Linked DNA regions of Mus musculus: all the other regions are linked to region 3. The links are chromatin loops, found by intact Hi-C in ENCODE. Cell type or tissue: left cerebral cortex. All regions are shown on one strand.

Evidence for each region. Peaks named below come from ENCODE experiments on the same cell type or tissue, not always from the same donor. Only the 100,000 strongest peaks of a DNase experiment are listed, where the experiment ranks them.
Region 1: it touches region 3 in a loop (2.0-fold over the local background); 4 of 42 quality-filtered maps call a loop at or near these places.
Region 2: it touches region 3 in a loop (4-fold over the local background); 12 of 42 quality-filtered maps call a loop at or near these places.
Region 4: it touches region 3 in a loop (2.4-fold over the local background); 16 of 42 quality-filtered maps call a loop at or near these places.
Region 5: it touches region 3 in a loop (3-fold over the local background); 4 of 42 quality-filtered maps call a loop at or near these places.

The regions. Positions count from the first base shown.
Region 1 is chr1:20,800,218-20,804,217 of GRCm38, reverse strand. Mcm3 (minichromosome maintenance complex component 3) reads left to right here. Exons shown (of 17, transcript NM_008563.3): 17 at 564-1,250. The coding sequence ends at 762. Among named protein-coding and RNA genes, the nearest start is that of Il17f, 18 kb to the right of the region's middle. In left cerebral cortex, a CTCF peak has its summit at 2,305 (motif pointing right); a DNase peak (open chromatin) is centred at 2,331.
Region 2 is chr1:20,610,979-20,614,978 of GRCm38, reverse strand. It overlaps Pkhd1 (polycystic kidney and hepatic disease 1), which reads left to right. Exons shown (of 67, transcript NM_153179.3): 3 at 1,507-1,584; 4 at 2,136-2,277. Among named protein-coding and RNA genes, the nearest start is that of Pkhd1, 5.1 kb to the left of the region's middle. In left cerebral cortex, a CTCF peak has its summit at 2,075 (motif pointing left); a DNase peak (open chromatin) is centred at 2,093.
Region 3 is chr1:20,889,554-20,893,553 of GRCm38, reverse strand. Paqr8 (progestin and adipoQ receptor family member VIII) reads right to left here and starts at 3,006. Exons shown (of 3, transcript NM_028829.4): 1 at 2,868-3,006. 6720483E21Rik (RIKEN cDNA 6720483E21 gene) reads left to right here and starts at 3,081. Exons shown (of 4, transcript NR_040492.1): 1 at 3,081-3,446; 2 at 3,625-3,708; 3 at 3,899-4,000. In left cerebral cortex, a CTCF peak has its summit at 2,432 (motif pointing right); DNase peaks (open chromatin) are centred at 304, 2,445 and 3,002; H3K4me3 peaks cover 3,538 bases; H3K27ac peaks cover 2,849 bases.
Region 4 is chr1:20,818,062-20,822,061 of GRCm38, reverse strand. Mcm3 (minichromosome maintenance complex component 3) reads left to right here and starts at 1,750. Exons shown (of 17, transcript NM_008563.3): 1 at 1,750-1,931. The coding sequence starts at 1,854. It also overlaps the pseudogene Gm20587. In left cerebral cortex, no CTCF peak of the experiment used is centred here; a DNase peak (open chromatin) is centred at 1,665; H3K4me3 peaks cover 917 bases.
Region 5 is chr1:20,698,138-20,702,137 of GRCm38, reverse strand. No RefSeq gene overlaps it. Among named protein-coding and RNA genes, the nearest start is that of Mir133b, 17 kb to the right of the region's middle. In left cerebral cortex, a CTCF peak has its summit at 1,947 (motif pointing left); a DNase peak (open chromatin) is centred at 1,930.

The DNA.
Region 1 (4,000 bases), 89 kb after region 3:
GCTGAGATTGCCCCTTCCCTCGCATCCATCTCGAGTGCTCCGATTAAAGGCATGTGTCCCCGTCCCCCAGATTGAGATGTAAATTCCTAATCAAGTCCTTGAGTGGCACTGAGGTGGCTCCATGTCACTGCCGTCCATTCACAATGAGACATTCTTAGGTTTGCCGCCTGGCACAGTCATAAGGCGCAGTAAGGTCTCTAGACTGGAGAAGAGTCATGGGCTTCCATTAAATCCTGTGTGTAAACTGTCTCCTAGCTGTCGTGCTGGCCAGTTTGCTGTGCCGTGTGTAGGATTACCAGTCTCTTGACAGCCTCCAGGTTTCAGAGGCTCCTCGTGCCTGAACTACAGGAAGCTCTGCTTGCAGTGTAGGTTGGTTTAGAAGGATGCTCAGAATATTGGAAAGACACTTTCCCGTGTCAGGCTTGTCTTAGCTGCAGGTGGGTTTGCTGCCATTTTGTTGGTTTAAGACAAGGTGATGTTGGGGGCTTCCTCAGTGCTGGTATCAGACGTGTGCTCCACCAGACTGGCCTCCTACTTCCTCACGCTTTTCCTGTCTTGTGCAGGCTGAAGGCTTTTAAGGCGGCCCTCTTAGAAGTGTTCCAGGAAGCTCATGAGCAGTCTGTGGGCATGCTCCACCTCACAGAATCCATCAACCGGAATAGAGAAGAGCCGTTCTCCTCAGAGGAAATCCAGGCTTGCCTGAGCCGGATGCAGGATGATAACCAGGTCATGGTGTCTGAGGGCATCGTCTTCCTTATCTGAAGTTGTTGCTACCAAGTACTGCCCTGTCCCCAGCCTTTGTCTCCCATCCTCCAGTAACTTTTTTAAGGGATGGAAGCTGATGGTGAGACGATCAGGACTTGGTGGAAGCTTTGTGTATGACTTCTGCCTTGGGGCAAGAGCTGGAGGGAGGGCCAGGACTCAGGCAGAAGGCCTGCCTCACAAGCCCCAGTCCTAAACATGGGGAGTCTTCATGATTTGAGCTGTGTTTCTGGGCACAGCTGTGTCCTGCGTTTGTTACTTGTGTTTTTACCCCCACCCCCAGGCACTTTAGTCCAGGAAGCTTTGAGGTCTGTTGGGCCAAGAGTGGCTCAGGCAGATGACAAGGTTGGATTGGAGAAAGCTTTCTTTGCAATTAGACTAGTATGTATTGTTGACCTAAATATCCAAGACATTCATACTGAGTAAATATAACTATTTTGTACATGTGGACTTCATGCTTTGTGCTTTAAAAAAAATACATTTATTTATTTGTCTGTGTGTATGTGTGTGAGGGTTGGGGCTGAGACCTCCTGGGACACACTTTTGGAGGTCAGTGGACATCTCATGGGAGTTGTCCCCTACTACCATGTGGGTCCTGGGGATCCAACTCAAGGAGTCAGGCCTGGCAGAGGGTTCCTTTACCTTCTGAGCTGCCGTTCAGGCCCGGGCCCACTCGAAGATTTCTTTTACTTTCATTACAAAAACATTGTCGTTAAAATCACACTAGAGAATTCAATGAACTTGTCAAATTTTAGAGTAGCCATGGTACAAGAGGCTACCATCACACGGATTTTATACTTTCCACTCTTGTAGATACATTTATGTACTTATCTACCCACCACCAAAGGGGACAACTTGATGACAGAGTTAGAATAAAATGAGGCTTGCTATCCTTCATAACCCAAGTCCCTTTGTCCTTCCTCATGCCCTAGGGTTTAGCCTTGTCTTCTGCTCTGCTTATGTACGACATGTACATATGTTATTGGCTAGGTTCCCCATGTACAGGAGAACATGTTTATTTCTTTCTGAGGTTGTGACCTCACTTTGTGTGTGTGTGTGTGCGCGCGCGCATGTGTGTGTAAAATCCTACTGTGTGTGTAAAATCCTACAATACGGTTATTTCTTTACGACAGCTGGATTCTATTTTTTCTATGTACCATATTTTTGTTACCCATTCATCCCGGGGGGTGTGGCCAGGGTCCATCTCCCAGCTCTGCATAACCTGGTTGTAGTGGTGCATGCTGATGGCCCCAGCACTCCTGGGGTAGTGCAGCAGACCCTCATCTTTGATGAGCCTAATTTTTGTGGTAGGTGCCTTTAATCCCAGCTCTTGGGAGGGTTCATTTACAGAGTGAGTTTCAGGATAGGCAGTGCTACACAGAGAAAAACAGAACAGTCTAGGCCTTATGGTAGTTTTTAATATTGCAAAACTTGTCTAAAGTGATCTCCCTAATGGCTGTATTCATGTATTGGTACTTTTTGTATGCAGGCGTACTGGATTTCTTTTGTGGGCTTAGCTTCTGCATTTATGTCAAGTCATCACAAGGTGGCAGCAGGCTGCTGTGCTCTCTTGGGGGATTTTCCCTTTGTCTGTAGATTTCCTCAGAAAACCGTCAGCTAAATGTGATAATGTGCAGTGCAAACCAGGCCCTGCTGATTTGGAAAAGACACATAACCATGGCAGTTACTGAAAGTTCAGGGAAACAAACTCTGGCTTCACTGACCCAACAGAGGTCCGTCCCCTTAGAGAACTGGTAATTTATGTCAGAAACTCTCAAAATACTGTCCTTATTCATAGAGGGATCCTTTTGCAGGGTAATTGTGCAGTTATTGGCATTAAGCCTTTTTAAAAAATTGTCTCATAATATTACATTCAGACTGCAGTTTCCCCTACCTCCCCCCAGATCAACTCCCCTCCAAAAGGAGCAGGCCTCCCAGGGACATCATGCAAACATGGCATAACAAGCTGCAATCAGACCAGGCACATATAGTCCCATCAAGGCTGGACACGGCAACCCAGTAGAAGGAAAAGGGTCCTGCAAGTAGGGAGAGTCAGGAGGAGCTCCACTCCCTCAACACCAAGCTACTTAGCCAGCGCATGCAGAGGTTGGACCCCTTTAGGCCTCATCTCTCAAGTTCCCATGAATCCTAGTCAGTTGGTTCTGTGGGCCATGTTCTCTGTGTGTGTCCCTGACCTCTGGTTCCTCCCCTCAGCAAGACTCCCCAGAGCTCTCTCTAATGTTTGACTGTAGGACTCTCTGGAATCTAAAGACTGGGGAACATGGAGCCTGAACCCGCCATCTTCCGGAACCAGGCAAGGCCTCAAGTGGAGGGATTAGCACACACACCATCCTAGCCATGACACCTTCCACCTACAGTTCATCCTGCCTGCAGAGTATCCTTAAAAGCACAAAGCATGTGTTTAGGGTGTAACAAACTTTCAGTTGTGCCAGTTTTCAGCCATCGGCTGAGTAAGTTATGGGGCTGGAGAGTTGGCTAAGAGAGCATACTATTGCAGAGGATGTGAGTTCAGTTCCCAGCACCCATGTTGGGCCTGCTAATAACCTCCTCTGATTCTACTATTTGGAGGATGCACAGACACATTTAAAAGTAAAATAGTAAAAACTGAAAACATCATTGCTTTAAAAAACAAAACACTGAGTTGTCTACATGCTTCATTCCAAAAGAACCTGTTTACACATCCATTGCTTAGTAAAATAGCTAAGGTTTCTGGGGCTTAGAGGGGTAAGGTTTGTCTGTCTTGAGAAATTGGGGCCTGGATGAATAGGGCACCTGGATGAATGAAATGTTGATAGTAATGTGATTTTGTGTAAAAATTATCTTTTATCTGCCTGATGTAGTTGTCATCACATTAAACCTCTGTCTGCTAATTCAGGTGAGCCTAATCTTGGAAGCTTCTCACCTCCATACAGTGTTAGGCCTGTTCGAGAACCCCAAAAGACCACCAAGGAGCCCGTTCTGGTGAAGTCACATTAAGAGTTTTTTTATTGAAGCTGGAGCTTGGACTCAAGCTCACCCGAAGCCCCAGCCCGATTTCAAGCAAGCATTTATAGAAACAAGCAAACAAGCAAAGGGGTTTCTAGCCTGGCACACATCTGATCGGGGGACTCTTCATGGCATTTTGTTGCCCTTTAAAATATTTGGTGCTAGGAGCCAAACCATAAACTTCTGCTTTCCTCCTGTTTTGTGGCTGTTAGGGAGTGAAGTGCTGGGTGCG
Region 2 (4,000 bases), 280 kb after region 3:
AACTTTTTCTATAGTCCTTGTTTTTGGGCTAGTAGATATAATTCTTACTAGATTTCATTGTTCTATCTTCCCTAAGGGATTGTGTCTTGGTGACTAATGGTTGCTTGTATTACAATTACACTTTTCCTCTAATCATGCTTCCGGTTTCTCTGAGTTTAGTAATCTGTATTTTCTTATGATACTTTTTGTCTTTTTCGAATGAAAGTATGTAATCATCTCCGGGGTCTGAGAACTGTATGATGTGGCTGACATGTTGATGTGAATGGGTTTCCATCAGTCTTAGGTGTGTAGTGAGCTACCTAAATGGTTTTTATACATAATGCCCTGGGCTAGTTCACAGGCAATGCCTGGTTTACCCTTGGAATTTCTTGACATGGAAATGAAACAGGTTTCTACAGATAACACATAACACTTGATTTGTTTATTATCATATGGAGGTACTGAGTAATTTTTGCTAGCCTCCTGGAAGTGGCTTTGCCTTGACCAAGACATATCTGGGAATATCTTCAAGATGTTATTAAACCAGGTGTAACCTAGTATTTAAAGTTCCTACTCCCTTTGTCTCCTAAAGGAAGTTCTACAACTCTCTCACTTTAGTCTGTCTATGATCATTCAAAGCAAAAATCATGATTGCCTTGGATGCATTTGGGGACTGATTCTGATTATATACCCAGAAGAGCTCAAAGCAGAAAACTCGAATACAATAATAATAAGAAGAAAGGAATCAGGCACATCTTAAGTTTTTCCTCGGGCTGGAGAGGTGGCTCAGTGGTTAAGAGCACTGAGTGCTCTTCCAGAGGTCCTAAGTTCAATTCTCAGCAACCCCATGGTAGCTCACCACCATCTAATGGGGTCTGATGCCCTCTTCTGGTGTGTCTGAAGAGTGAAACAGCATACTCACATAAAATAAATTAAAAAAAGTTTTTATTAGATATTTTCTTCATTTATATTTCAAATGCTATCCCGAAAGTCCCCTATCCCCCCTCCCCCTCCCCTGCTCCCCTACCCACTTCCACTTCTTGGCCCTGGTGTTCCCCTGTACTGGAGGAAAAAAAGCGTTAAAAACTTTTTTTAAAAAAAAGTTTTCTCCTCTTCCCAAGAAGTAGGAATATATAATATAAGTCGTAACCTTTCCGTTTCAATGTGACCGTCTGAATAAAGAGTGTAAAAGAGAAGAGAGGCATTGTGGGTTCAAGCATATCTTTGAGATTATTTCTAAGGGAAGCAGAAATTCAGGACTGTCCTGATGAACATTGGGATCCTGGATTGGTAAAACGAGAGCCATCCATTTTTCTTAAAGTAGGACTCTGAAGGTATATTCTCTGGACCAATAATGCCTGAATAGAAGTGAACACCTTGAACCAGAAACTCTGGTAATAGGGCCCACTGATCCGTGCTTCATCTGGCCAGTGGATTGTATGTACACCCTAAAGTCTGCTTTAAAGTATTGGATGTGCTACCATATTGTACATCACCTTCACAACCGACATGTTCTCTGATTGATAGAGCCTTACTCGAGTTTCCAGTTTGAACCCGCAGAAGGTAGCCTTGCAGGAGGAACATGGATCACAGTTGTATTTGACGGTAGGTTTGGGCTTTCCTGAATTTGGGTGTTGAATTGATTGATGTAAAAATCCAAAGAATTATAAATTCTCGCTTCTTTGTTTAAGAACAGATGAACAGAGACCCATCTCTGTCTTTGCAGATGCTAAGTAGTCAGTGTCACAGCAGAGGCCACTGTAGCATCAACATCCTCACGGTGGGATGCTTGTGAAGACGAAATAACATGGAAGTGGACAGCATAGGAATACTACTCCCTCTTGGCAGTTGCCCTTACAAGTGATTCTGTTAGGAACCCCTAAACCATGCCTTACCATGCCCGTTTCCACCATAGCACAAATCAACTTGGAGGAATGAAATGCTCTTTCCTAGGGATTAGGCAGACATGAAGAGAGAGAGAGGGGGAGAAAACATTTATAGGCTCATAGAACTTTTGTAAAACAGTGTAATTGCCTTTGGAAATGAGGATTAATTTTATCCTCAGGCAAACGCAATATCTTACATTGCCCTCTTGTGGCCAATATTTGCATTGCCCTGCGTTGTCTTCGCAGCCTGAGATTTCTCCTTGTGTTTAGGTTTGGATAGAAGTATTCTTTACCCCAACAATGGCTCTCAGCTGCAGATAGACCTGGTGAGTGTGGCAATACCTACCTTGAGGATCCCCTGTGACGTCTCTCCGGCCTTCGTGGATTTGCCTGTGGTGACATGCCAGACGAGGTACACTTGCCTAAAGTATAAAACCTGGCAGGCCAAACAGTCTTTGCTCTGCTTAGCAGTTTTGGGTGCAATGCTAGAAAACTCCTGCAGTGACTAAAATTATCAGGTGTGACTGTAAAAACATTCTCTGTGGATACACTCATATGCTTAAAAAATTCTTTTCCTCTAATCTCTCTTGGAGGAGAAAACAGAAAAAAAGGTCTGGCTATGGCAAAAAAAGACACATGAAAGAAAGCAAAAATTAACAGTATCACAAGCAAAAGCCACCACTCATCAATGGCCTTTTCGTCTGTAGAACTTTACATTTTGTCTGTTTTACTTTAATTTCATTTTGGGGATCATAATATAATATAATCACATTGCTTTTCCTCCCTCTGAACACTCTCACAGACCTTCCCTTGCTCTTTCAAATTTATGCTCCTCTTTTCCCATTAATGTTACACACACACACACACACACACACACACACACACACACACACACACACACCTAAATATTACCTGCTCAGGCTGTATAATGTTACTTGTACGTACGCATGTTTTCAGGGTTTGGCACTGGATAAGGAGATGGTGTGTTTTTTCCTGGAAGACAGTCTCTCCCACTCTTAGCTTTCTTCAGGTGCCTATAGTTCTCTGTGTAGGGTTGAGATCTCCTGGGCTCTCCCCCATTTGCTTTGACATGCTTATTGTCTTTGTTTGGCTCACATTTGGGTAGTCACATTGGTGAGGCTTGGTGAAACTTTATGGGCGTAGCATCTGACATCACTAGGAGACAAAATCCCATAGCAGACTCTGACCAGACGTCTGGCTTTTACAATCTTTCTTTACTTTCTTTAAAAAAATCTTTTAAAACATTTTTATTGGTCATTTTATTTATTTACATTTTAACCGTTATGCCCCTTTCCAGTTTCCCCTCCACAGCCCCCCTATTCCCTCCCCTTCCCCCTGACTCTATGAGGGTGCCCCCCCCCACACCTACTCCTGCCTTTCTTCCATAGAATTCCACTATACTGGGGCATCAAGCCTTCACAAGTCCAAGGGCATCTCCTCCCATTGATGCCAGATAAGGCCATCCTCTGCTACATATGTGGCTGGAGCCATGAGTCCCTCCATGTGTACTCCCTGGTTGATAGTTTAGTCCTTTGGTGCTCTGGGGGTCTGGTTGATTGGTATTGTTGTTCTTCCTATGGGGCTGTAAGTCCATTCAGTTCCTTCAGTTCTCGCCCTAACTCTTCCCTTGGGGCCCCCAAGCTCAGTCTGATAAAGATCTCAGCATGAGATACATGAGCAATTCACAAATGGGAAGCATCGTCATTTAACCTGTCACAGGGGAAACAATGCATACATGTTCACCTTTCTTTCTTATATGTGTGGTGCTGTGCAGTCAGGAACTAAACCTGATCGAAAGGAGGATGGCTGTCTATTGGGGGTGTGCGTGTCAGGGAATCTAACATGAGAAAGGAGGGAAGAGATCTATTCATACATAAATAATTAATTATTAACTCCTCTGTGACTTTAAAAACAGATTCTATGTATTTCTTGCCACCTACTCTTCTGGGGTGTCATTTTTCCCTTTGTCCTAGAACTTGCAGGTGTGCTAGTAAGTTACCAACATGAGATCTCTCCAATATTTAAATGTATGCTCTTAGTGCTCTATGAACTTGCATCTTAGAACTTCCTTTAATTGTGTCCCATAGCTTTAGGTATGCTGTCTTTTAGTTCCC
Region 3 (4,000 bases):
CTTCTTGCTTCTAAGTTGATTATCTCGGGTGTTGGTTGCTATTCTAAATCTGCAACTTCTGGGTAAGCACTAATTAAAAAAAAGAAAGAAAGAAAAAGTGGCATGCTTACCGGAAGCCCTCCTTTGAATTGTTAAAACCTTCCAGAGAATCATCACTGTTGTCATAGTTTATATTAAAACCCCAGCTCTCCAGAAGCCCAAGCTGACCTCATACTGACTTGGACTCTGCCAACTGCAGGTCTGCAGGCACTGGGGCAAGCAGCAAATGTGCTGCAGAATCTGCAAGCAGGTCCAAAGCAGGCGCTCCGGGACTATTCTCAGCAATGACAGCATTACTACATTTAGTACCCAGCTTGCCCAGGGAATGCTTTTGAAGGGGAGAAATAGTCCTCTGACTGTATACATACAAACATATTCATTTTAATACTTGAATTAAAAAAAATGAAAGCGTCAGCTGGCTTTGTGTCGAAATGAGTAAACACACTGCTTGCAATAATGATATTGTGGATCTTTCATGCAAGGGTCAGGTAGTTTAAAAAGCTCTGGGTATGTGCTCTGCGCAGCCAAGTGTGTTCCATTCAGATATGGCATTTTGCAATGAAAGTGTGCTTTGCATAGTTCTTAAAGCTTTCCCTTTCCTGAAAGAAAAAGGAAACATGAAAAGAAAAGCAAAAGAAAATTTAAAAAGCAATACTAACATCCTCAACAACAAAACAAAACAACAACAACAAAAACCACACTGGGCTACCCAGTGTGGAGCACAGTTCCAGTTTTAGGGAGACAGAAGCAGGTGGATTTTTATAAATTCAAGGCCAGCCTGGTCTGCATACAGAATTTCCAGCCAGCCAGGAATACACAAAAGACCCTGTCTCAAAACAAAAGAAAAACCCACCAAATGTTAGTTTCCAAATAGCTCTAGGGGATTGAAGCTGTAGACAGAGATAGAATATTTGCTTAGCATGTGCTAGGCTCCGTGTTTAATCCCCTGCATTATAGAAGAAGAAAAAAAAACCAAAATTTCTAAGTGTGTTGACACATACTTCTAATCCCAATACTTGGGAAATGGAGACAGAACGATTAGCTACGTAGTTAAGTTTGAGACCAAAACTGGGCTACATGAGACCTTGTCCCAAAACAACAAAGTTAAAAAAACAAAAACCCTCAGCTTTCTCGGAGAGTGGGCATCTCAGTGTGTGCCAGAGAATGAACCTGGCCTCATAGCCTAGAAGGAAAGATATTCTTTCCAAACCCAAGTACCTTCCAATGCAAAGAAATCACAGAAAAAAACCTGAGTCAGTTGTCACACCCAAATAAATTACCACAAATAATAGCAATATACCTTAGGTAACAAGATGCTCAGCATTATTTTAACTAAATGTAACAACTTGTATACCCAAGATAAACAATAGAGAACAGATTACGCTTAGGTCATGGTTTGAGATTTGCACTTAGACCTAGCCTCTGAGATGCCAGGGATGGACGGGTACAAGGGTGGAACAGCCCAGGCATGGGAGCAGACTATGAATAACCTTAACAGGGGAATTGTAGCTAGTGCCTTCTGTAAAGGTGACTTTTTACTAGCTGCGGGAGACAAACCTTCACTAATGCAAACACGGAGTACGGGACACTGGAACACTAAAGTTTGCCTGTGGCATGCTGTGTGCTTGTTGACGTCCCTCAGAAGCTGTCTCTCACTGGACAAGAACAAATAGGACCTACGGATTGTAACTCTACACACACCTACATCATACGTGCTCTGCCCAAAGCGCAAAAGGTAGATATCCCGTGTGTATCGGAAATCTCACTTGAAGACCATTCCTTTCACCTTAGTCTCTCCTCGTCGCACCCCCAAGCAAAACCATTTCTAACCCAGGTCAGAAATATGAGGTGCAACGTACGCAAGACAAAGTGCTCACCAGGACCAAGGGTCTCTCTAGTATTCCTGGGTACCTATAACTACTCAGAGAGTTGAGGCAGTTGGCTGCTTCCTTGCTCTTGGCAACTGATCACCCTTTCATAGGTCCCCCAGTACTCCTAGACTCGCGAACGCTGCTGGGTCCTCACTTGTCCTGTCTAGGGTTCCTCAATCTGCTGTCAAGGGAATACCCTCTTGAGGTGTCCACGGCCACCTCCACTGAAAGGACAGCATTCTCAACTGGCTGATATACTCCCAGCACTGTCCCGCCGGCCACCTCCGCCCCTTTGTGCTTTCCCACCGCTCGGTCTACCATAGCCTCTAAATCTGAAACCTACAGCTATCAGCACAACTCTCTGCGGTGTCTCCTTGGAGAATCCCGCTCCATCTTCCTCAAGAAGTTCATGCCTCTCTCACCTTACTCTTTCCGGGAGGGGGGTTCCCCTCTCTTGGGCACCCCCTTCCGCCCTGTTCTTCCTCTACTCGGCATTCCCCTCCGGGATTCCGTTCCCCTCTGCCCTGTGGAGGGCGCCCCAAGAATGCGCACAGGACTACTCCTCCTTTACATCCTTCCTCTCCGGTTCTCTGGGCTCAGACACCCTCAATTCACGGTCGTGACATCTACTTCAAATCCCCGCTCCCCAGGCTCCTCACCATCGCAGTCCGGATTTCCTAGCCCTTCAGGGCTCTGCAGTTCCCCAACTCCACGGTTTGGACTGTCTGCTGTGCATTCTGAAAGCCGATATTAAAACTCTAACATTGGGTCCCAGCTCGGGCCGCTAGGTTCCGGGCACCTGGCAATGAGGGTCTACATCCTCCCTACAGGTCGGGTCAGGCGCTCCTCTACGCCGAAATCCTGACGTCCCCGCCTCCCGGCTCTGGCAGAGACTCCCCAGCATCTCAGTGGAGACCTGCACCCTGCCCGACCCCCACCCCCACAGTCGGGACTTACGAACACCAGCGCGGCCGAGCTCCTGCAGCCCAGCTCCGCCAGCCGCACTCCCGACTCCAGCTCCGGGAGAGCTCTTTCTGAGCCTCCCCGACCGCCGAGGGCTCTGCACCCGAGAGCGGCCGGGAGGAGGGGACAACCCGGATGGCGACGCCCAGCTCCGCCCTTTCCCGGCCCAGGGGAGGGCTGCCCAGCCCGGTGCACACTCTGCTGCTACAGCCACCGCAGCCCAGCCGAGGAAGTTGACTGACGCCGCTTCCTTCCATCCTTCCACCCACCTTTAGACCCTCGCACCCACCCCCAGACCTTCTTAATTGCAAACCCCTCGGGGGCTTGAGACAGCCAGGGATGCGGTTTGCGCTCTGTGTTCTTTCCCAAAACCATTTCCTAAATCCCTTGGGGGGGGGGGGGTGGATAAAAAAACTTCATCTGCCATTTCCAATCCTGGCCTTCTTTCCTCTCATTGCTCTAGGGTGAACTCGGTATAATGCCCAGGAAATCACGCTGTGCATCCCATGAAGGCCCTGCGGACACATTTTCACATCCCCGTGCAAGACTCATACTTCTGCTGCGGTTGCATGTGTGAGTGCATCATGCATGTCACTGGACACACGTATGCTGTGCCAAGCAGACCCCTCTACCCGCCCCACCCCACCCCCATGTAACCTCCATTCACTAAGTCTGCCCGCAGTGACTGCAGTTGTTCTTCACCCACAATACACCCTGTATGCACCATAATTTTTTTTTTCAATCCATTTAGGAAGTAGGACCATCAGTTAACAAATTGAATTGGCTTTGCTGCTGAAAAGCTGCCAGCATCGTTCAGAAGAAAGGGAATGGAAAGGTCAGATCCCGGGAAGATGGCCTGTGTCAGCTCGCCTGTACGAAGAAGGCCCATCTTTCCTACTGTTCTGAGACAGTTCTGGACTGAGTTTGGGCTCTTTTCATTTAAACCCACCCTGTTCCAGGGAAGAATCTAACCATGTTTTTACCATTCCCAGTATTTAAAAATCTGTTATTTGGTGTATCTTCAGCAAAATATCTGGAAGCAAAGTGAACTGTTCATACAGTGGGATTTCGTTCACTCCGTAAATGAAGATGTTTGGATTCTGGGATGTTATGGGCAGGCTGAAGCA
Region 4 (4,000 bases), 71 kb after region 3:
AGCTTGAGCTCAACATTTGAGAAGGCAATTGTGGGATTCTCATAATTCTTGGGCTGCATTTCAAACCCAGACTACGAGAACGTGTTCTTGAACGCGACACTAGGCACCAACTGAGACTCCTCTAGGGCTCCACCCTGCACCTTCTTGGTGTCAGTCATTTTAAGCTACAACAACTCATTGAGCATCATCACAGCATCAGCCACCACCTTGGCAAAGAAGGCCTTCTGCTGGGAGATCAGCTTGGAGCTCAGGGCTTGGAGCTCAGGGCTGTCACTGCACACTTCCCTAGCATCTTCCTCTCTTCTACTTTATCTTGCTTCTTTATAGTCACAGCTATCTCTTTGATTTTGGGTGGCTGTGCAGAAAGCTCAGATGATGATCTGAGGGCATAACCCTTCCTTCACACAGGACTTCACCTGCTTCAGAAACTCCTCAGCCAGCAGGATCACCACGGTGGTGCCATCACTAGTGTCAGTGTCTTCGGATCCGGCAATGTCCACTAAAGTCTTTGCTGCAGGATGTCCACCATCGAGGAGTTTCAGAAGTAGAAATTGTTGTTTTGCCTTGGCCATCCACAATAAGTTGCCATGAGGACCCAGGGTGGTCTTATAGCCCCAGCAATCACTTGGCAAACACAGACAATGTTACTCACGAGCTGTTACTCATGAGTTGAGGAATGCCTTGAGAGCTATCAGTCCCCTCTTTCAACAGGATAACATGGTGGGCATCATCTTGGAAGCGGCATCCGGTACCCATAACTCATCTGTTCTCCACTTCAGGGTCGCCCACTCCAAGTGTTTTCTTTGGGCTGGAGACAGAAAAAAAGGAAGTACTTTGTATACTTTGCAATGCCTTGATTTTGACTGTTTCTGCATGCTGCTTTCCAGGCAGCCTCTTAGCAATTATTTCACCTTGTAAATCAGCCTTGGCCCATTAGTGCCTAAGGCAGAAAGCCAACAGATAGCAAGCAAAGCAAGCATGTGAACAGCAGTGGAACCCTTAGATATACTAACTATGCTTTTTTTTTTTTTAACAATCTGATTTTCTGCTTATCTATCTCATGACCTTGTGAAAGTGGGGAGAAATACGAATTATATATCTCTGTGTCTTCAAGGTTACAGATCAAGATACAGCAAATCAAGGCTGTGTTAAAGGCAATAGCATGATTCCGTGAATAAAATTTGTCTTTACACCATTTCTAACTTGCTCTTGGAATACTAGTGATGGCTTACTGGAGAATTTTGAATTCAGATTCCTCATTTTGTATAGGAGGAAATGAAGGCTAGAAGACAAAGTGTGTTAGAATCAATAATATGGAGGCTAAAGAGATGGGTCAGTGGGTATCCTGTTCGTCTTTCAAAAATACAAGGTGGAGAAAGATTGAGGAAGACACCGGATATCAACCTTTGGCCTTCATTTGTACCTGTGCATATGGGGTGCAAACTTAGACCTCCCCCCTCAGTAAATCCTAACTTCCGATTTGACAAAACTTCCTACAGGCAAAGAAAAAAAAAAAAGAAAAGAAAAACAGGGGGTGAGGTGGGAAGGACCACAACTCCCAGAATGCAGTGCTTCCTAGCCTTCCTGTTGCTCAATTTCCAGGGGGTGGGTTTTGAGCGTCCTCTCTGTACCATTGGTCAGACTTCCTATTAGGGCGGAGAAAGTGACCATTTCTCTCCAATCCAGGCACGGAATGAAAGGCTATTGAAGTGGTTAGCCAATCATAACGCGTCTCTGCTCCATGCTTCCTCCACCATAAACTTCCGTGGCGGGAAAACTTGGGAAGTTTTGGCGCCAAGGCGGTGTCACGCGTTTCCGGACTGTTTGGTGGCCGGCGATTTCGGAGCTGCGACATGGCGGGCACAGTAGTGCTGGATGATGTGGAGCTGCGGGAAGCGCAGAGAGACTACTTGGACTTCCTGGATGACGAGGTGAGGCTCGGGCCGCGAGCCCGGTGCTGGGGTCCCGCGGGTGACCGGGCACGGCTGAGGGGGTTCCCGCGGGTGACCGGGCACGGCTGATGGGGTTCCCGCGGGTGACCGGGCACGGCTGATGTGGTCCCCGCGGGTGACTGGGCACGGTGCTGGGGTCCCGCGGGTGACCGGGCACGGCTGAGGGGGTTCCCGCGGGTGACCGGGCACGGTGCTGGGGACCCCGCGGAGGACCAGGGCCGCTGATAACTTCTTTTCTCTGCAACTTCCTGTTATCTTTTTTTCTCTCCTAAAGATGTACCTCCAGATTTTAAAAGTTACATTCTTTTCATGTATTAGTTTCGTTATGAAATTTCATAAACACATAATGTATTTTGGTCATATTTCTTTCTTATCACTCCCTCTTATAATTACTGCTACTGATCCCCATAGCCTACTTGACATGGTACCCAGGCCTTGTGCTTGCCGTCTTCCTCTGAGCAGCCTATTTTTCTTGAAACCTCTTACATTAGGATATGTTAACTATACATACGGGTTACATTATGAAACTTCATAAGCACATAATGTATTTTGATCATTTTCATTTTCTCATTATCTCCTCTTGTCATTTTCTTGCTCCTGTATATCTTCATGAGTTACTAGGGTTTTCTCCAAAGTAATTTAGTTTGTCTCTAAATTCATGTGTTCCCCCCAAACCCCACACAACTTGCAAGGAGACTGGTCAGGTGTAAACAGGCTCTTCTTTGGAAAAGCTAATGTAACTGGCTCAGAGCCCTCAGATTTAATGACTGGCCTGATGCTGGTGAGGGTAGGAGCGAGACTAACAATTTATGACAGCTCTCTTTTTAGTGAATCAAGTGTTTTGTATGCAGGTAAAATGGGTTTAAGTGTAATCCAAAATTTAAAGCTATAGGATGTTGATGAGCCCTGGAAGTTTGTTGATCAATGAAAAGCAATTTAAATTTGAATTTTAAGAGTATTTAAATTACATTTCAAATATACATCATGATTTTGAAATATGTCTACAGTCAGGTGTGCTAACATCCAGATTTTAAAGTTAAATTTTCATATTGCAAGTTTTTTTGTTTGTTTTTACTAAGTCTTTAAGACTTAGGCCATTCTAATTCCCAATTAAAATGTAAGCATATAGGAGAACTGTTAATGATCATGATAGTATGTGATAGGGCATGCTGGACAGGAGGAAAGGGTTGTCTGCAGCTGTCTACTTCCTGGGCACCGTTGAGACATATATCAACATGCTGGCATCCTCATGTGTAAGTGACATAGTGGCTAGTGTCATCTTTGCTGGTGTAGGCTTTAAGTAGCTCCCAAGTCCCTGCTTAGGACTTTTGAATACCTTTATGCTGACCTCCCATGGTATAAATAGAACCCTCCCCCACCCCCACGATCAGTAACCCCTTTATAAATTGAATGCTCAGTGGTCCTTAATGCTCTATTGATAGAGACAGCAGGTGTGTTCTCCTTGTCCAGAAAGGCATACACCTGTTTTATAATGTAGGAAAGAACATTTTTCCGCTGAAAGACAGAAGTACGTTACACCAGAGGGCAAGAACACAGAACTGACCACCCAGCCTTTATGTAATATGTCCTTAAGTACCCCCAAGTTCTTGATGCAGTTGTAGACCCCACTGCTGAGCTTGCCTGCCTTCTGACCTTCTAATATTACTGGAATCCCTTAGATTCAGGACAGGCTTACTCTCACTCGACGATACCCCTTTCTACCAGTGTTTACAGCTTGTCACTGTGTACCCATCTGCTTGCTTGTTCTTTTGGCTGTTGCTCTTGAAGGAATCTTACTCTGTAGCCTAGCTTTGGACTCAGAGGTGATCCTCCTGCCTCCGATGCCTGAGTGCTGGAATTGTAGTTTAGCTCCATGCTCTACCTGAATTCAATTTTTCCTCTTTGTATCTCCTAGGCAGCTTTAGAGATCCAAGCTTGCTATGAATAAAACCAAGACCCTGTAGAAAGGGGACCCTCAGTTTCTTAGGTGACATTGACTTTATGATTCTTAGAGTCTCTTAATAGATTGTAGGTGAGGTCTGAGGCCA
Region 5 (4,000 bases), 190 kb after region 3:
CAGTGATAAAAAGCACTGCTAGTGGTCCTAACGTGTCTGAGCTCTCTCTCACTGGTTAAAGTTAATCTCCACTCATGTTTCTCTCAGGAAAGGTGCTACTGCTTCTATCTCAACAGAGCAAGGCTTAGAGGTTAAGAAAAATTTAGGCTAAAGAGTGAGTGACAAGTAGCAGGGACAGAATTTGGACCTAGCCATTCTTATTCTGATCTCAGTGAACATGTAGCATGGTCAGTCTGTGGCCCTGCAGTAAATCTCAGACCTACAAGCCTGGGGTGTAAAAGTATAGGAGACTTATGTTTTTTCCTTCTCCTTGGCAGTATTCTGCAGCAAGCTTTCCACCTCTTTTCCTTTGGTCCCACAAGGGCTGCGCCCAGCCCCCCTCCTCCGCCAGCAGCATCATTTCTTGGGGGTCACCTCAGGCATCTGCAACCCTCTGTTCTGTATGAACCCTGCTGTTTGCTTTTTGGTGCATCTTTAAAGGTTCCAGCTGACATCTGTTGACAGGAGCACAGAAACAGGAAGCTGTTATTTAATGACGTGGAGTTTCAGTTTTGTAAGGGAAGGGTCAGTCAGAAGGTCTGCTATAGTGTTGGGCTTACCTATACCAATAAAAAGAGTTAAGACAGGAAATGTCATGCTGAGTGTTTTCATTTATTAGCAACAGATAAAAAAATCAAAATCAATTAAACATAAGCCCAAATCTTTCAAGTCTGTTTTTTGGATTTTTTTGGTATTGTTGTTTTTGCAAATGTATGGAGTCCTATTTTGTGATGAACAGTTGCCTCTTCTGATATATATAGTATATATAATCTATGATAAAAAAATCAAGTTTTTTGGCCAGTCCTATAATCCTAATCTCTCATTGGCAATATTACTTCAAAGTACCTAGTAATAATATGCATATTAATAGTGTGTTCTTCTGTGTTGCAATTCTCGCAGGCAACTAACATCTTAAAGTGGGCATTGCTGGGCCTCTGACATGAGTATTCAAAGTAGGGCGGCCAGTGCTTTGAACTGAGGGAGATCAGGAGGGCTTAGGATTAGGGTCTGCAGATCCTCTCTCTCCCTTTTCTCCTAATCTGCTTTTTTCTCTAAATGGATTGTAGATTCAGAATTTCCTTTTCTGTAAACCAGAACTCCTTGCCTCTGAAATAAGATTGAAAAACCAGAAAGGTCTATAATTTCCTCTTTTCTCTAGAAGGTCCTTAGGTGTCCTTCTAGAAGGTCCTTAGTTGACCCATGGGAAGGATCGTAGTACGAAGAAACAAACAGAACAAAGGGATCTTTCCGAGTGACCATTCTTTCCATAAGCTCATTGTTGGGTTAAGGTTGAAGTCTACCATTGTCCGGATAGCCTCCTGTGCTTGGAACAAAATGAGGCACTCCCTTTACAAGCAGAGTTCCTCCTTCTCTGACCTTATCTGGGGAGCCCCCAATTCTTATACCATCTACCTGCTGAAGGTCAGGTAGCCTTGGAGAGATTACGGTTCAGCTTCCTTTCTCCTGATAAGAACCTGTCCAGCAAGCACCTGAGATTCCTGGAATTTTTCTCAATGCAAATGCGGCATCCACAGATCTTTAAAATTCTAGCCAATGATTGTCATTTATCCTGAAAACTCCTTCCCAATGTCCAGTATACTCCATATATACTCCTGGTTCACCTTGAATAAAGGTATGTGTACAAGTAAAGAAACATGTACTAGCTAAGTCTTGGAGAGCTGTTTCATAGGAGGATCTTCCTCCCACCCAGGTAATAAGTGAGGAAGGCTGATGTTATTCTCTTTCCACCAAGTTCCGGGGGAGGGGACTGATTTATTGCCTAGACCCCCTCAAAAGGCTTACACATACACATGCTTCATAAATACTCTGAAAAGACACCCTTGATAAAGGAAGGATTCTCTCTGAGCTTTCTTTCCTGTTGTCAACTGCTGTCATCTGGTGGCAAGTTTGAGGAATAGCAGAAGACACCAGGGCAGAGACTAATTTGTTCTTTTCATATCAGTGAACACGCCACTTCCAACATATGAGCATTAGATAGCTCTTGACAAACCTGGACTTTATTAGCTATCAGCTGTCTTCCAGTTATAACACTAATAACTAGTATTTAGTAAACACGTACAGGATCATTGTAAGTGCTTCACATTTAATATTTATGAGGCCTTGTGCTGGCTAGTTTTATGTCAACTTGACACAAGCTATAGTCATCTGGGAGAAGGAAGCTTCAATGTAAAAAATGCCTCCATAAGATTGGGCTGTAAGCAGACAAAGCTGAAGAACATTTTCTAATTAGTAATTGATTAAGAGAGGGGCAGTCCATTGTGAGTGGGGACATCCCTGGGATGGTGGTCCTGGGCTCTACTAAAGTAAGTTGGGCAAATGATGGTGGTGGTGGTGGTAGTGGTCATGGTAGGGGTGATGATGGTGGTAGTTTGAATGAGAATGGTGACCATAGGTTTATGTATTTTAATGCTTGATCACCTGGGAGTGAATTGTTTGAAAGGATTAGAAGGATTGGAGTAGGTATGACCTTGCTTTAGGAAAATGTATCCTTGGGGGTGTGCTTTGAGGTTTCAAAAGCTCATGCCAGGTCTAGTATTGGTCTCTCTACCTGCTGCCTGAGGATCAGGATACAAAGCTTTCAACTGTTGGGTGTAGTTTTAGTCTACCACCTTTGGTCTGGGAGGTGACCACTCACCCACAGCCTTTGAATCTGAGGATAAAACACACACACACACACACACACACACACACAATTTGTTACTTTACAACTTGCTTCCTAGGCACAATTGCTGGGCGTTACTATCTCTGGCCTGGAAAAGCTTGTCCTTATCATTTTTATTACTTCTGTCTTTCCACTTGCCCTAAACTTCAGTGGCTAGTCCCACCTAGCCCCTGCCAAATATCCTTGGCCACCTTTCTATAGTGAAGACTACAGGCTCCAGCTCCACCCCCTTCACTGTCCCTGAAACCTCACATAGTTGCTGTGTTCTTCTTCCTCCAAAGCATGGCAGAAAAATTTCTCTCCTTCCTTGCATCTGCCTTTTCCTCCTGGGACCTGGAAGTCCCACCTGTACCTTCCACCCAGCAATTGGTCCCTGATTGTCTTTACTGACAAATCAAGAACCATTTGGGGGAATAAGATCTTAGCATCAGAACTGCCCCCTTCACTCAACTACTCCAACAGCATGAATGCCTGCATGTTACCATATTCCCTGTCAGGATGATAATGGACTAAGCCTTTGGAACTGTAATCAAGCCTCCAATTAAATTCTTTCTTTTACAAGAACTCCCTGGGTCGCAGTGTCTTTTCACAGCAATAGAACACTAACTAATACAAAAAAGCCAAGAGGAGCACACCAGTAAGCCTAACTCCTCCATGGCCTCTGCATCAGTTCCTGCCTCTATTCCTCTTTGGAATTTTGAAACAGTTATTCCTACAGCTTTTAAAATATATACTTAGAAGTGCAGAGATCTTGGGCAGTAGAAAACCATTGCTTTTATATTTAGAATAGAATGGTTTAGATTTAAAGTAACATTTTTTTCATAAGATCTTTAAAACTTCTCTCTCTCTTTCATCTCTTATTTCTCTGTGCTCAGTCTAATAGAGACAATAAAGAAAGAAGATCCTATACAATTCATTTTGAAGTTCATAGCCACACTTTTTGTCAAACACACTGATGATTTTAGACATATTTATACTGTTGTTTTTGCTATATTATCTCAATGATGCTGTTGTATGTTTATAATACATGAAGTATTTTGAGTTTTAGTCATGGTGGTAAATTTATTCCAAACATTTAAAACTACTCATTTCTGTCACCTACTGTACAGCAGATGTCTTATAACTGCCAAAGTAACCCAGATGTTCGTCGGGGAGGAACATGCTAGGAGAGGAGCTACATTCATTACTTTTGGTCCTACTGCATATTCATTTAAGTATAAAATTGTCTTTTCACTCACTGATTTCCCCAATTTTAATGACAGAAAATCATGGCTAGTG